Regions from separate parts of the Mus musculus genome. Here region 1 is linked to region 2. The links are chromatin loops, found by intact Hi-C in ENCODE. Cell type or tissue: gastrocnemius. All regions are shown on one strand.

Region 1 (2,500 bases), 98 kb before region 2:
CACATCACGCAAACAATATATGCACTACATACAAACACACTCAACAAACCATACATGCACACATCACACACACTCAAAACATATATATCATATACACACTATATACAAACACACTCACAAACAATACATGCACATATTACACACACACATACATACCCCATATACATATACTATATACACACTACACACAAACACATTCAGGAACAATACATGCACACATGACACACAGATACATACCTTATACATATACCATATACACACAATACACAAACACACTCATAAACCATACCTGCACACATCATACCCACACACAAAATATACATATACCATATATACACTACACACAAGCACACTCACATACCATACATGCACACACACACTTGTTCAGCTCTGAGGAAATTGGAAGATTATCTTTCTTCTTTATTTGGAAACAAGTTCCCAGAATCCTGCTTTATATTAAGCAAAGTGGAATGAAATGGCAGGGGAAGAAATGGCTTTGGACTCTAGTGTAATGGCAACAGGAAAATGATAGCAGCAAAGGAAGTTCCTAGCTCATCCTTAGGTAACTAGCTGTTCCTGACTATGAAGCCCTAATGGCGATTGAAGCAGTTGGGGTTTTGTTTGTTTGTTTGTTTGTTTTGTTTTTTAAGGTATTTTGCTTGTATAGCTAAATAGGTAAAGAGGATGTGGGAGTGTTTTAACCAAAGTCTAAAATGGGGTCATTTACCAGTAAGTTAAAATGAACAGATTTTGGCTGGGGAAAACACTTGCCTAATACTCTTGAAACAACAACATTCCGTCCCGAGAACTTCAGACAAAGAGGTGGGGGTCATTTCTTAGAACATTCATTCCTGATCAAATATATTGCAATGGTCCCTAAGTTCCTATGAGAGAGAGAGAGGAGAAATACATGGCACAAAATGCTTGTGGTTTCAGTCCTTTATTTGGTCACCTTTGCCTATGCGCTAACTAATGACGATGGGCAAGTCTTTTCATCACTTTGGACCTCAGTTTCTTCTTCTGCCTGATGTTAGTTTGAAGAAGTGAGCGATTGCTTGAGTCTTTTTCAGTCCTGACAGGGTGAGGTGGGTCTGCAGATGGGCAGCACCCAGCCACGGGTGGCTCTTCTGTTTCACAGAGTAAACCTGTAATGGATTTCAGCTGCAGAACAGAGGCCCTTGCTTAAACAGTGTTCACTTGAAAACAGTTGTGGGGTGAGAGCATGCAGCCAAGAGCAGCCAGCAATAAAATGATCTGGGTTGACCTGAGAGAAGCACCCAGCAGGGGTTGATCCGGGAAATGAAGTCCCTTCTGCTCTGCTGCAGAGAAGGGAATACAAGTGACCTGGTCCAACTGAGCCGTCTCTTCTGCCCAAGCTGATCCTGTGCTATTAATATCTGCCAGCTGCAAGCCCAGAGCATCCCCTGCTGAGATCAAAGGAGCCCCTATCTTAGCTGGAACAAGGTCATCTGCACAGGGCTATAAAAGTAAGTCCTGGCTGGCTACAAGGATGGCTATGGGGGAGGAGAAGTCAGGAGATGGGAGGCACTCTGTGCTCCTTTAATCTCAGCTGACCAGCTGTTGCCCTCCCAGTGTTTGTAGAGTTGAGAGTTCTTTGTTTTGGCATTGCTGCCTCTGCCTTATTCAATTTGTGCCTGGGTTGTTGTCTGGATTAAGCACACCTAGTGTTCACAGTTTGGGTCCCCAATATGAGTCCCTGCATTGCAGTTTCATTCCAGTGTTGACTTAACAGCTCTGAGGTGGGATGGCCAAAGAAGGAAGGAGTGGACTCCATAGGCCGACGCCTTTCCCAACCGATTCCTGCCCTACACAGCTTGTGTCTTAGGAAGGAATAAGAGGACACATTCAGTTACTTGGCGTTTTTGCAGCCTGCCTTTCATGAACTACCCTCATTGATTCAAGAAAATAGAACATTCAGGGTCCATGCAAAGTCATCCCAGCCCAGGGTGTTTCTCACTCTCTCTGGGTTGCATACACTTCTGATTGGCTATATGTTCATATGGAAGAGACACAAAGAGAATAAGGGACAGACAGCCCCAGAAATGAATACGGAATAAGAAAGAAGCAATATAGAAAGAGGGGTGTGTGTCAAGCCTGCCAAAGTGTCTTTGCTAACTAGAGCAGCCTCAACAATGAGGTCATTTGCCTGACTCTGTACAGTAGAGTTAAAATCCCACCAGTTGGTTGCTCTTTAGACCCCCTACTGTCTTACAATAATATCAGGGCTGGAAAAGACTTCATGGTTGTTCTATTTGTCCAGCCCATCATTTCACAAATGAGACCAAGTTTAAAAAAAATAACAATATTTATTGTTTTATGTTTTCCATAATTCTAGACCTGAGTAGGTAGTGTCATTCAAAGCAACTTTTCCAGATAATTGTTTTAATGGTGAAAATCCTGATATACATACTATCAGAAATCATTCAACAGTTATTGCAACTCTTCTGATTCTTAGCTCTTGTAGTTCTTCCTTGCGGCA
Region 2 (2,500 bases):
TACCATGATGAGAGCAGGAAAACAAAATTCAGACCAGGACAGCTGTTAAGTGCAATGTGAAAAATCCATAGCAAGAGGATAGAAATACATCTGGGGACAAGGGACATCTCATGTAAACATCCTGGCTTATTTTAAATGAGCATGGATTTTTTTTTTTAATGTGCTTCAGGTTTCTTTAAATAGTTCAGTTTTTGCTTTTTTTTTTTTTTTTTTTTTTTGCTAGTATGTGTGTGTGTGTGTGTGTGTGTGTATTTCCATTCCCATTCGTGTGCATGAATTCACTCTAATAAGGGAATTCATTATTAATTAGAGATTCTCCTCAGGGCTGGAAAGATGGTTCAGCAGATAAGAACACTTGCTGTGCAGGCATGAGGGCCTGAATTCAGATCTCCACCATCCACATAAAAACCCAGGCATGGCCACACCTGCCTGTAACATGGCACTACAGTGGGTCCCTAGGGCTCACAGCTTAACTCCAGATTCAATGTAAAATTCCAGCCTCTGTGGAAAAGCAGGACACCTAATGTCACCCTCTGGCTCACCCACACACTGCATGGATATGCACACCTGCACACACAACTTCTTCTCACAGGTTGAGAGACTTAGTTTCAGGTCATCCTTCAGGACTGTCCCCCTCCAATAGAAAGTACCAGGGAGAAAGCAGTACTCCTGGCTCAGGGGCTCCAGTGATCTCCTGGGTGGTGTTGCCAGCTGAACCCATGAGAGGAGATTGCTTCTTTCTACTCAGACACTGGGACTATTCCTGCTATTTTTTTTTCCTTAGCTATATTTAAAGATATTGACGCATGTCACTGCAAGCACAGCCCAGAAGAAGCCCTACATAGTTGGGATAGTTTGGTTGCCAAATGGGACAGTGTTCAGATTGACCTTTTCTAAGAGGGAGCCTCCTCACCCTGATTCCAGACAGTTTCTCCATGGTAACCCTCTTAGATGACACCTGCATTCACCCAGGACAGTCCCAAGTCATCGCTGCTGTCCCCTTATGACTCAAATGAGCCCATCTCTATCTCACAAGTATCCCGACTGGATAATAACTTACACGACCATTCCAAGACTCTGGGAAAGTCTAAGTATTCTCTCCCCATACAAAAATCAGCGGGGCTGTTTGAATGATTTGTGCTGGTGCATACCAGGCTTTATCCTAGTGGTGAGCTCACCCCGCCTCTGCTCCACCTGCTGCTAGGGGAGGTTAATCCACCTCTAAATCTTGCATTCCAAAGGTGCTGATTACTCTACCATAGCAGATGGCTTCTGCTTCCCTTTGCTCAGTCTCCCCAGGAATGAGTGTTACTGGGGCTTGAGTCGGGCTGAGCATGTGATATGAGCAAACACTGGACAGCAATCCATCCCCCTTCTCTTCTAGCTGAGAGAGCCCAGAGACGACAATTTCTCCATGACCTAAGCAAAGTGGCCTGGTCCGCTAGCAGGTCACTGGGCTGTGAGCAGATGGTATTGGGTGAGACAGTTGTTACATGGCTTTATGCCTCAGATCCTTTCCTTGTAAATCTGAAAGACTAATAGCTTCCAAGTATTTTGAGAATCTTGTAACTCAGAAGGTTATAAATAACATAAGCTATTTCTTTCTCATCTAAAATGGCAGTCCAGTATGGTTGCTTAATAGTTAGCGTGTGGTTCCTGGGCCAGTCTGTACAGCTGATGGTGTTTTTCCAGTACTCTATTTATAGAGCTAGGTCAGAAATGTCACTTCCGTTGGAACTTGACCTACAGACGATTGTCAGTTCTAGAGACCCAAGGAAGCAGAGAGCACACTAAATACAGCTGGTTCACAGGTTCAGTTAGCGAACTGCAAGCCCCCCAAGGAAATTGTGTTGGAGAATAGATGTTTGAGCCTTCCCAATCTCTCTGTTTGATATGTTGGCCCTGTGGCTCCATGGAACTCGAAGGTCACCTTGAATCTTCGTTTTTTAAAACTCCTGTTCCGGGCAGTGTCCCGTTCATCTTCAACTGCGGCTGTCTTTCTACATCAGACACAGTGAAGATTCTTGAGACCCAGCTAGGCAGTGTTGACTATGTGGAAAGCTGGGGGGGGGGGGGATCTGAATGTTTCCCCTACTTCATCTTTCTACTGGGGTAACCCAGATTCTCCGCGCATTTCCCTAGATCAAATGGGTGAGCCCATGGAAAATGTCTGCCACAGGTCAGTGGCTCCCTGGCCTGGTCTGGTACAGGAGAATTGGAATCAAATGGATGGTGATCCCCATCTGGTCCCAGTCAACCACTCAGACTCTGGAGTTTAAAAGCTTTGTTGATTGGGAATTGTGTTTGCTAGAAGTTGGTCCTCGTGGGTTGTAGTAGGTAGAACAGACAAAGAAAAAGGCCTGGTCTGGGGAGAAACCTGTTGTCGGCAAAGGGGCCGCACACTTGCACTGTCTTTAGGTATGTATACATGGTTGCTGAGCAGGGCCTGGCAGTTAAAGGCAGTATGGAAGCACTGTGCACTCAGGCTTCCTAGAAAAGA

The links. Peaks named below come from ENCODE experiments on the same cell type or tissue, not always from the same donor. Only the 100,000 strongest peaks of a DNase experiment are listed, where the experiment ranks them.
Region 1: a loop joins it to region 2, with 2.5 times the contacts of the local background. A loop is called at or near these places in 2 of 42 quality-filtered maps.

What each region holds. Positions count from the first base shown.
Region 1 is chr12:79,660,027-79,662,526 of GRCm38, forward strand. The region is part of intron 8 of Rad51b (RAD51 paralog B); the gene reads left to right. Among named protein-coding and RNA genes, the nearest start is that of Gm36048, 140 kb to the right of the region's middle. In gastrocnemius, no CTCF peak of the experiment used is centred here; a DNase peak (open chromatin) is centred at 1,337; H3K27ac peaks cover 1,929 bases.
Region 2 is chr12:79,758,053-79,760,552 of GRCm38, forward strand. The region is part of intron 8 of Rad51b (RAD51 paralog B); the gene reads left to right. Among named protein-coding and RNA genes, the nearest start is that of Gm36048, 40 kb to the right of the region's middle. In gastrocnemius, a CTCF peak has its summit at 1,201; no DNase peak of the experiment used is centred here; H3K4me3 peaks cover 815 bases; H3K27ac peaks cover 2,297 bases.